Linked DNA regions of Homo sapiens: region 1 is linked to region 2. The links are chromatin contacts, found by Hi-C or POLR2A ChIA-PET in ENCODE. All regions are on one chromosome and are shown on one strand. Each heading gives the region's core, a stretch centred on a gene start or an enhancer-like site at or near the end of the contact. The rest is flanking DNA. Distances are from core to core; before and after follow the strand shown.

Region 1 (5,397 bases), core at 1,297-3,796, 1.6 Mb before region 2:
TCAGCTCCTGGAAGATCTTCAAGCTTTTGGTAGCAAATTTCAGAGACAGATGCAGGTCATGTGACAGCTCCTAAAAGTCGGGGCATGCCGGCTTTAACTGCACTGAGCTCACCTGGAAGAACCGGCTTCCTGTGTCTTTCTTCATTCCCAAAGAATTATGTTTCCACTTTATTTAAACCTTGCATTGTCTCTGCAGCCAGAAGGGGAGGTATGTACATGGGGGTAGGCCGGGGCACAAAGCCTGTTCCTAAGACTAACTTGGGACCAAGGAGCCCTGAGGAGTTGGGGCACGGGCTCCACAGAAACATCTAGGCTTCGGTAACCAATGCACAGTGACGCTCCCATGTTGACTTAAAAAGCAGATAAAAACAACCAAACAAAAAGTCCCTACCATTGCACCCCTGTAGTAGGCCGTTGTGATCGTCCGAAACCGTTCCTGACCGGCTGTGTCCCTAAACATGAAGAGAAGGGATATTAGCAACATTAAAGGAAAATAACTGTCCTCAGTAGGAGACAAGGAGCATCTACCCGGGATGCCTGGCTTTCTCACCGTTCAGCCACTGTGATACCTTCTTCTGCTAAGGCAGCACCTTCTAATCTCCCTATTATTACAGGGAAGGACACTGTGGCCTGGAGGGGTCATTTGATGTGGCAGAGCCATGATGGGATCCCTGACCCATGCGCCTTCTCCTCTTCTGCACCTTTGCTTCCAGGGAATTCTCCCTGGAGTTTCTGGTTCACAGAAGAGCCAGTCATGTGGCTCAGGAACATAGCTCTTGCTGTTGAGGGTGGCTGGGACTCAGGAAAAGCTTTCAGGCCTGCCATCTTGGTTTGAATGATGGGGAAAGTCCCTCCTCATCTGCATGACAAGGAACACAGGGCCTATTGCCCGGGAGGTGATGCCTGGGTAAGACATACCCATGCCCAGTCCAGCTCCTGGCTTGAAGGGTACTTAGTGTTTGGTTTAAAGGTAGGTAACCTAACTGGCCGGGCGCAGTGGCTCACATCTGTAATCCTAGCACTTTGGGAGGCCGAGGCAGGTGGACCACCTGAGGTCAGGAGGTTGAGACCAGCCTGGCCAACTTGGTGAAACCCCGTCCCTACAAAAAATACAAAAATTAGCCAGGCATGGTGGCACGTGCCTGTAATCCCAGCTACCTGGGAGGCTGAGGCAGGAGAACTGCTGGAACCCAGGAGGTGGAGGCTGCAGTGAGCCGAGATTGCACCACTGTACTCCAGCCTGGGTGACAGAGCAAGACTCCGTCTCAAAAAAAAAAAAGGTAACCTAACTGGCCTGGTGCAGTGGCTTACATCTGTAATCCCAGCACTTTAAGAGGCCGAGGCGGGTGGATCACCTGAGGCCAGGAGTTCGAGACCGGCCTGACCAACACAATGAAACCTCATCTCTACTAAAAATACAAAAATTAGGCGGGCATGATGGCGTGGATCTGTAGTCCCAGCTACTTAGGAGGCCGAGACACAACAATCGCTTGAACCTGGGAGGTGGAGGTTGCAGTGACCTGAGATCGTGCCGCTATATTCCAGCATGGGTGACAGAGTAAGACTCTGTCTCAGGAAAAAAAAAAAAAAAAGCCAGGCGTGTTGGCTCACTCCCGTAATCTCAGCACTTTGGGAGGCTGAGGCCAGCAGATCACCTGAGGTCAGGAGTTTGAGATCAGCCTGACCAACATGGTGAAACCCTGTCTACTAAAAATACAAAAGTTAGCCAGGCATGGTGGCAGGTGCCTGTAATCCCAGCTACTCGGGAAGCTGAAGCACGAGAATTGCTTGAACCAAGGAAGTGGAGGTTGCAGTGAGCTGAGATCATGCCACTGCACTCCAGCCTGGGTGACAGAGTGAGACTTTGTCAAAAAAAAAAAAAAAAAAATTAAAGGTGACCTAACTGATTGGTGACAGAGCCAGGGCAAGACTCAGGTCTTTTGTCTCCAAGCCCAGGGTTCCTCCCACGGCCCTGCTGGGACCCGGAGGGCTCTATACGTCTGGATTGTGCAGAAACACCTTGCTTGGAGCTAAGCTGACTTTCTGACACCAGCAGCAGGAGACATGAGTGGTTAAAAACAGTCATTTTTGCCAGGTGCGGTGGCTCACGCCTGTAATTCCAGCACTTTGGGAGGCCGAGGCGGGTGGATCACCTGAATTCAGGGGTTCGAAGCCAACCTGGCCAACATGGCGAAACCCCGTCTCTACTAAAAATACAAAATTAGCCGAGCGTGGTGGCAGGCACCTGTAATCCCAGCTACTTGGGAGGCCGAGGCAGAAGAATTGCCTGAACCCAGGAGGCGGAGGTTGCAGTGAGCCAAAATCGTGCCACTGCACTCCAGCCTGGGCAACAAGAGCAAAACTCTGTCTCAAAAAAACAAAGAAACAAAAAAAAAAACCAGTCATTTTTTTTTCAACTACAGTCCTTAGAAGAGTTTTGAGTCACTAACCTCACCACGATTGCTAAGAGCAGAAGCAGGAAGGCAGGAGGAAAGTGAAACTTCTGCTTGCTGATGCAGTGTCACTTTGGACTTGGGAACAAAGGGTGACATGGCACCAACGTGCTGGAAGTGGAGAAACTTCCATGGCTTGGAACTTACAAGGCAGCCAGAGCTTGACTTACTACCAATGTCTGCAGGATGAACTGCAAGTTAAACCTACCCGACTCCCAAAGTCAGATTAAGAGGTGAACAGTAGGGCCGGGCGTGGTGGCTCACGCCTATAATCCCAGCACTTTGGGAGGCCGAGGTGGGTGGGTCACCTGAGGTCGGGAGTTGGAGACCAGCCTGACCAACATGGAGAAACCCCGTCTCTACTAAAAATACAAAATTAGTTGGGCGTGGTGGTGCATGCCTGTAATACCAGCTACTTGGGAGGCTGAGGCAGGAGAATCACTTGAACCCGGGGGGCAGAGGTTGCGGTGAGACAAGATCGCGCCATTGCACTCCAGCCTAGGCGACAAGAGCGAAACTCCGTCTCAAAAAAAGAAGAAAAAAAAAGAAGAGGTGAATAGCACCTGGAGTCAAGGGTAGCTGTGGGGCTCCCTGAAACTGGCAAGTGGGGGTGACCGGTCAAACTTTGAGACTTGAGGGAGGATGACTTCGTGGCCCATCTCCTGGCACACTGCTCCCACTCAAAGGCACTTGCCTGGTTTGGGTGACAGGGAAATTGCACCATGCTCTTAAATGTGACTTCTCTTTGTTTTGCTCAGGGCCAGTGACTCTGTGCGAGTGGCATGTGTGCAGGGCAGGACCCCACTATACCCGCCACCTGAACTCAGTCTCAGCAAACTAGAATCAGGCCAGCGATGGCGACTTGGAGTCTCCCCACTTCCCTAATTGTATGTGCATGGGAAGTCACCCTTAGTTCTCAGGAATGGAAACAGGTCTCAACATGGGGCCCGGCCCTCCGCTTAATTTCGGTTTGGGGTTTCGGTCTGTACGCTAGGAAGGGAGGCCAGGCCTGCCCCAGGGGAGAAAAGAGGAAGTGAAGTTGGACCTTTATGCTTCTGAGTGGGTTGAGAGGCTCAAAAGGAAACTCTCGGCTGGGGCATCTCACAGTCCCTGCAGGCGTCACCAGCACCTGGCACTGAGAGGGCTCTCTTCCCGTTCAACAGAAGCAGCCCACTCTGAAGGCCAGACCCAGATGGTGCCCACTGTGGAACACTGAGCTAGCCAGGGCTGGGCAGCTTTGTGCCTATGATGCTGTAGGCCCTGGTGCCCTGCAGCCAGCAGAGGACAGCTCTCTGGGCTGGGTATAAACCTCCAGGAGCTTCTGGAGAAAGCCCCATGTGCCAGGACTGGGCACCAAGAAATGGAGGCCAAGGTCACAGGGACGGTGGAGGGAGAAGGCCAAGGGCTTCTGGCTTGAAGCCATTGCCAGGTGGAGAGAATGACAGAGAACAATGACTCTTACCATATCTGCAGTTTAATTCTCTTGCCATCGAGCTCTATGGTCCTAATTTTAAAGTCAATTCCTGAAAGAAAAAAGAAAAAAGGCACGTCACTGTCAGCCCATTTCCCAAGTTGTGTCTGAGCTGGGCGCCACCAACCTGTGCAGGTGACAGCTGTTGTGGCTTACGGAGACCCTGCCTGGTGCTGGGCATGCAGGATGTCGGAATATCCAGATCTGGAAACACTTGGAGATATTTTCCCTCTCCAAGAGCTGATGGGAGCAGTGCAGAGCAAACCCAGGGGGCGCGGGTGGCAAAGCCCTGCTCTTGTCCCTTGCTGCCAGCTGAACCCGCCTCCCCACCCCAGGCAGTTGTACGGAGTGGGTCTCAACAGAGCCCTCTGCAGGCCTGAGTCCCTTGCTCCCCAACACCCTGCAGCTGACCAACCCCCAGGCACACAGGGCCTTAGGCCCCACCATGCGTCAATGCACATGGTCACGTTCTCTCCTGCCCCCAGCTTTTGTACATGCTATTCATTTTCTGCGGGTGGTCTGTGTCCCACTGGCCCGTCAGCTAGGCACACTTCTCCTCCTTTAAGGCCCCCTTGAAGATCACCTCCTAACAAGCCTTCCTGACCCCATCTTCCTTGTCTCTCACCTCCCGCTTTCATCCCCTTTCCCCACGGTGACCTCGCAGCCACCTTGATGTTCCCCAGGCTCCCACTGTTCACCCGCAGTCCCCTCCCCAGCCTTCAAAAATATAACCCTAACCATGTTACACAGCTAACCTCTGCTCCAAACTTACTTTCTTTTTTTTTTTTTGAGATGGAGTCTCGCTCTGTCGCCCAGGCTGGAGTGCAGTGGCACAATCTTGGCTCACTGCAGCCTCTGTCTCCCAGGTTCAAGTGATTCTCCTGCCTCAGCCTCCCGAGTAGCTGGGACCACAGGTGCCTGCCACAATGCCCGGCCAATTTTTGAGTTTTTAGTAGAGATGGGGTTTCACCGTGTTGGCCAGGCTGGTCTCAAACTCCTGACCTCAAATGATCTGCCTGCCTCAGCCTCCCAAAGTGCTGGGATTATAGGCATCAGCCACCGCACCCGGCCCTCTGCTCCAAACTTTCTAGTATGTCCACCAACAGATGAATGGATGAACAAAATGTGGTCCAACCATACAACAGAATATGACCCAGTCATAAAAAGGAACGGAGTACTCATCCATGCTATACAATGTGGATGAACCTTGAAGACAGGATGCTGAGAGAAGCCAGACACTAAAGGTCACTTAGTGTGAGATTCCATTAACAGACATGTCCAGCATAGGCTCATTCATAGAAACAGAAAGCTGATTAGCAGTTGTCTGGGGCTGGGGGGGCACATGGGGAAACTGGAAGGGTTGGTATCCTTTTTTTTTTTTTTTTTGAGATGGAGTTTCTCTGTCACCAGGCTGGAGTGCAGTGGTGCGATCTTGGCTAGCCTGGAGTGCAGTGGTGCGATCTTGGCTAGCCT
Region 2 (5,406 bases), core at 1,369-3,868:
GATGAAGAGGCCAAGATCTAAGCAGTAAATCCCAGAGCCCAGAAGACCACGCGTGCATGTTGAAAGCCAGGCCATACCCCACCACACATGGGCCTCCAGGGCCCCCTTGCAGAGCTGATGTGGTGCCGCACAGCCCACCTGTTGAGCTCAAAGCTCCGGCAGGCTCTCTCGGACCCCGCAGGGGACTGCACTTCCTGGTAGGAAGCATCTCCCGAGTCTGGGGCACAAGAGGCCTGGCTGGGGGTGCGAGCCCTGGTCAGTGCAACCAGGGCCCCAGGTAAAGACACAAAGGGCCTGACAGGTCCTGCAGCTGGCCAGCCAGGCACTCACCATCCCCGCGCCGGGCACAAGCGCTGCTGCACTCATCGCCTGAGCTCCCTGTCCAGCCAATGCCCAGCATAGAGGTCGGAGGCCTGGCCCGATCATGCCCAGAGCCACGCCGGCCACCTCGCCCCCATCACCTCGCCCCCATCACAAATGCAGAGACTCCGGCACATTCATCTGGACTCCGGCTCAGCGGCTCAGCCCTCTCGGCTCCCTTTCCTTCCCACTTCCAGAAATATCAAGTCAACCTGCTAATGCCAGGATGGCTGAGAAGACCTAGGGCTCAGCTGCCAGGAACCCTGCACAGGCCACACCTGCTCGGCCAGAAATACCACCTTCCCCAGTGGCCTCAGTGTATGACCTCGTTTCTCAGTGGCACCCGGGGGCGGCTGCACCAGCCTCCCCGAGGCGCCACAGTGGAAGCAGAATGTCACCCAGGGTGGGGAGGAAGGGCTGAGAGTGGCTGACCTCCCACTCCCAGGTCCCTGGACCGCTCTGCTCCTGTCTTCTACCTGTGCTGGCAAGACGAGAGGTGCCAGGGTCTCAATGCCAATGTCTCTGGGCTCTCGGATCCGAGGCCAGGGCCAGGTGCAGAGGCAGCGGTAGCCCGGGACCCGGAGAAGCTGGAGCTGCTGTTCCCATCCAGCAGAGCCCCGAGCGAGCAGGTAGCAATCCAGCCTTGGAAGATGGTCATCGGACGCACGAGCTCCTGGCTTGGGCGAGCAGCCACAGCCATTCATAGAGGATGAATATGGCACAAGACAAACACAGTGGGAAGTTGGAGAACCTGGGTCTCAGCCCTGGGCCTGCCCCCCATTCTCAGTGGTACCCACAGCCTACACCCATCCCTGCGGTTGTGCCCTCAGGGCCTCCGAGGAGCACTGGCCCACCCAGAGCGACGCTGATCTCGCCCGTTTCATTCAGACGTGACATCTATCAGATGCTCACCCTGTACCTAGGACTATGCTGAGACTGCCACCCAGGCCTCACCCAGGCCCTATAAGAAAAAGACTGGGCCGGGCGCAGTGGCTCACACCTGTAATCCCAGCACTTTGGGAGGCCGAGGCGGGTGGATCACGAGGTCAGGAGATCAAGACCATCCTGGCTAACACAGTGAAACCCCGTCTCTACTAAAAGTACAAAAAAAGTTAGCCGGGCATGGTGGCGGGTGCCTGTAGTCCCAGCTACTCGGGAGGCTGAGGCAGGAGAATGGCGTGAACCCGGGAGGCGGAGCTTGCAGTGAGCCAGAGATTGCGCCACTGCACTCCAGCCTGGGCGACAGAACGAGACTCCTCTCAAAAAAAAAGAAAAGAAAAGAAAAGAAAAAGACTGTGATGCCTGTTACGTGGCTTGGAAAACTGGGGCTTGGGAACGAGGAAGCCCTCGCCCAAGGTAAGTAGCCTGGAAGTGCCCATGTGAGTGTCCACCCAGCTTGCTCAGGCCCAAAGCTCCTACAATAAAATAATGCCTCCATCCTAGAGAGCAGGGCTATGTGCAACAGAGAAAGGAAAAGGCAGGCCGGGCACGGTGGCTCACGCCTATAATCCCAGCAGTTTGGGAGGCCAGACTGGGAGGATTGCTTGAGCCCGGGAGGTCAAGGCTGCAGTGACCTATCATTGCACCACTGCACTCCAGCCTGGGGGACAGAAGACACGCTATCTCAAAAAAAAAAAAAAAGAAAAAAGAAAGAAAGAAAGAAAGAAAAGAAAAAGGCCAGGCGCGGTGGCTCATGCCTGTAATCTCAGCACTTTGGGAGGCCAAGGTAGATGGACTGCTTGAGCCCAGGAGGTCAAGGCTGAGTTATGACTGCACCACTGACTGCACTCCAGCCTGGGCGACAGAGCGAGACTCCATCTCAAAAAAAAAAAAAGAGAGAAAGAGAGAGAGAGAGAGAGAGAGAGAGGGAGGGAGGGAGAGAGAGAGGGAGGGAGGGAGGGGGAGAGAGAGAGAGAGAAAGGAAAGAAAAAGAGGAAGAAAGGAAGAAATAAAGAAATAAGGGTAAAACCAAACAAAAGAAAAACAAAAACAAAAAAACAAAAAACCCACCACCCTGGATGCGATCCTCCAGCAGACACCAAGAACTGAGCCTCTCTGCCTGGCCTGAGGACCCAGCCCGCTGGCCTCTGCCCCACAGCCTCACACAGCCAGGCTGTACCAGAGCAAAAGGTCTATCAGCAACTCATACCACAGCGGGGCCCAGGCAGGGTTTACAGCTGTGGCAATGCCTCCTGCATGTTTTCCTGTCACTAGCTAAGACAGCCAATGGGCCTAGAAAAGCAGGGGCGCGTCCTCAATGCTGACTGAGAGGCACTGCCACAGGGGGCGGTGTCAGACCTGCCTTGCCTGTCTGCTTCTCCAACTAGTAAATGGGTGTGCCTGCAAGACCATCTAACACAGGGACTGCTTAGGAATTAGGGAATTCCTGCAGCCTGTGCAACATGTCAAAACTCCTTCTCTACACAAAATATAATAATTGGCCAGGTGCAGTGGCTCACGCCTGTAATCCCAGTACTCTGGGAGGCCGAGGTGGGTGGATCACCTGAGGTCAGGAGTTCGAGAGTAGCCTGGCCAACATGATGAAACCCTATCTCTACTAAAAATACAAAAAAATTAGCTGGGTGTGGTGGTGGGTGCCTGTAATCCCAGCTACTCAGGAGCCTGAGGCAGGAGAATCGTTATGAACCTGGGAGGTGGAGGTTGCAGTGAGCCGAGATCGCACCACTGCACTCCAGCCTGGGTGACAAAGCAAGACTCCATATCAAAAAAAGAAAAAAAAATAGTGTCTTTGCAGATATAATTAAGGATCTTAAGATGACATTATCCTGAATTTAAGGTGGACTTAATAAGAGAAAGGAGTGTCCTCATAAGTAAAAGGAGCGGCCGGGTGTGGTAGTTCATGCCTGTAATCCCAGTACTCTGGGAGGCCAAGGTGGGCAGATCATCTGAGGTCAGGAGTTCGACACCAGCCTGGCTAACATGGTGAAACCCTGTCTCTACAAAAATTAGCTGGGCATAGTGGTACGGGCCTGTAGTCCCAGCTACGGGGGAGGCTGAGACAGGAGAATCGCATGAACCCAGGAGGTGAAGGTTGCAGTGAGCTGAGATCACGCCACTATACTGCTGCATGTGCAACAGAGCAAGACTCCATCTAAAAAACAAACAAACCAAAAAACTGACACTCCTGGCCGCTGGGGCCAGCCCTCAAGGAGCTCCAGTGTAAAGGCCAAACACTCAACTCCCCAGGTCCCAGACCCCCAGGGGATGGTCCAGAACTGCATCCCTGCACCCACAGCTGGGTGGCAGTTGGGGACGACACCTGGGTCTCTCTCCAACTCAGGGCAGGAAGGCGCTGTCGGACCAGGAAGCTGGAAGGGGGCCAGAGGCTGAGCCCTGCAGATACAAACTGACTGGAGGAGCAGGAGGAGCTCATCCGGGCCAACCCCCGACTGCCCGAGTCCAGCAGACAGGTTAGTCCACCCCCATGAGCTCAGCTTGCCAAAGAGCCTAGACTGGGATCTACGTGGCAGGCTTTATACACGCGGCGGCAGCTAACACCACCCGCCCACTCACAACCAGCCAGGCACGGAGGCTCATCCTCAACACGAATCATCTCCTTTACAATGTATTCATCCTCTTTTGCAGGTAAGGAAACTGAGGCTCGTTTGTTCACTGACACATGCCAGGCCCTGTTAAGGACTGTGGGGTTCAGCTATAGAAGGAGAGACAAAAATCCCTGCTCGCATGGAACTCACATCTTGGCAAAGAAAGAGTGACAATGAAATAAATCGCTATATGTAATATGTTCAAAGGTGACGTGCGACATGGAAAGAAGAAAGAAAGGAAAGGGGACAGGGAGTGGCAGTTGAAGGGGGCAGGTGTATAGTTTATTTTTTTTATTTTTTTTTTTGAGACAGAGTCTCACTGTGTTGCCCAGGCTGGAGCGCAGTGGCACAATCTCGGCTCACTGCAACCTCCGCATGCCGAGTTCCAGTGATTCTCCTGCCTCAGCCTCCTGAGTAGCTGGGATTACGGGTGCATGCCACCATGCCCAGCTAATTTTTGTATTTTTAGTAGAGATGGGGTTTCACCATGTTGGTCAGGCTCGTCTCAAACTCCTGACCTCGTGATCTGCCCGCCTAAGCCTCCCTAAGTGCTGGGATTACAGGCGTGAGCCACTGCGCCTGGCCTACAGTATTTTATAAAGAGGCCAAAAGCTGAGTGCAGGTCAGGTACGCTGGCTCATGCCTGTAATCCCAGCACTTTGGGAGGCCAGGGCAGGAGGATCACTTGAGCCCAAGAGTTTGAGGCCAGGCTGGGCAACATAGTAAGACCCTTATCTCTACAAAAACTTTTAAAAACTTAGCCGGGTTAGGGGGCCAAGGAGGGCAGATCACAAGGTCTTCAAGACTAGGAGTTCAAGACTAGCCTGGCCAATATGGTGAAACCCCATCTCTATGACAAATACAAAAGTTAGCTGGGCATGGTGGCGCATGCCTGTAGTCCCAGCTCCTTGGGAGGCTGAGGCAGGAGAACTGCTTGAACCCGGGAGGCAGAGGTTGCAGTGAGCTGAGATCGCACCACTGCACCCCAGCCTGGCGACAGAGTGAGACTCCATCTCAAAAAAAAAAAAAAAAAAAAGTCCAATTAAAGGTTGTGGAAATAATTCTGTGAAGGTAATGATGGCTTAGACAAATGGGTCAGCAAACTACAGCCGATAGGGCAACTCTGGTCTACTGCCGGCTTTTGAACCGACTAAAAATGGCTTTAACTTTTGTTTTATCTTTTAAAAAATACATGACGTTTTTACCTTTTTAAGCGGATGGAAAAAAAAAATCAAAGAAACCTATTTCATGATATGTGAAAATTAAATTCAAATTTTGGTGTCCATAAATAGAGTTGTATTGAACACGCCATGCTCACTGGATGTCATCTGTGGCTGCCACAGTGGTATCACTGCTGCTGAGATGTCTGAGATGGTTGGATGCGGTGGCTCCCGCCTGTAATCACAGCACTTTGGGAGGCCAAAGTGAGCAGATCACTTGAAATCAGGAGTTTGAGACCAGCCTGGCCAACATGGTGAAC

The links. A loop is a pair of places that touch in the nucleus more often than their neighbours do. ChIA-PET counts read pairs that join two places held with the same protein, here RNA polymerase II (POLR2A).
Region 1: a map of posterior vena cava shows a loop between it and region 2 (5-fold over the local background). The contact joins two enhancer-like sites. A Hi-C loop is called at or near these places in 1 of 168 maps with a recorded cell type or tissue (posterior vena cava). POLR2A ChIA-PET finds 5 or more read pairs at or near these places in 1 of 52 experiments (H1).

The regions. Positions count from the first base shown.
Region 1 is chr19:16,116,805-16,122,201 of GRCh38, reverse strand. It overlaps RAB8A (RAB8A, member RAS oncogene family), which reads right to left. Exons shown (of 8, transcript NM_005370.5): 2 at 3,916-3,976; 3 at 392-452. It overlaps HSH2D-AS1 (HSH2D and RAB8A antisense RNA 1), which reads left to right. Exons shown (of 2, transcript NR_199156.1): 2 at 1-363. Among named protein-coding and RNA genes, the nearest start is that of RAB8A, 7.6 kb to the right of the region's middle. RefSeq lists enhancers at 2,079-2,128, 2,549-2,598, 3,079-3,138, 3,299-3,388, 4,519-4,768. Within about 2 kb of position 2,546, at least 15 of the 41 ENCODE cell types and tissues checked have a DNase peak (open chromatin) inside an H3K27ac peak, as active enhancers do.
Region 2 is chr19:14,548,768-14,554,173 of GRCh38, reverse strand. The region is part of intron 1 of TECR (trans-2,3-enoyl-CoA reductase); the gene reads right to left. It also overlaps a transcript of DNAJB1 not described here. Among named protein-coding and RNA genes, the nearest start is that of NDUFB7, 21 kb to the left of the region's middle. RefSeq lists an enhancer at 1,994-2,493. Within about 2 kb of position 2,618, at least 23 of the 41 ENCODE cell types and tissues checked have a DNase peak (open chromatin) inside an H3K27ac peak, as active enhancers do.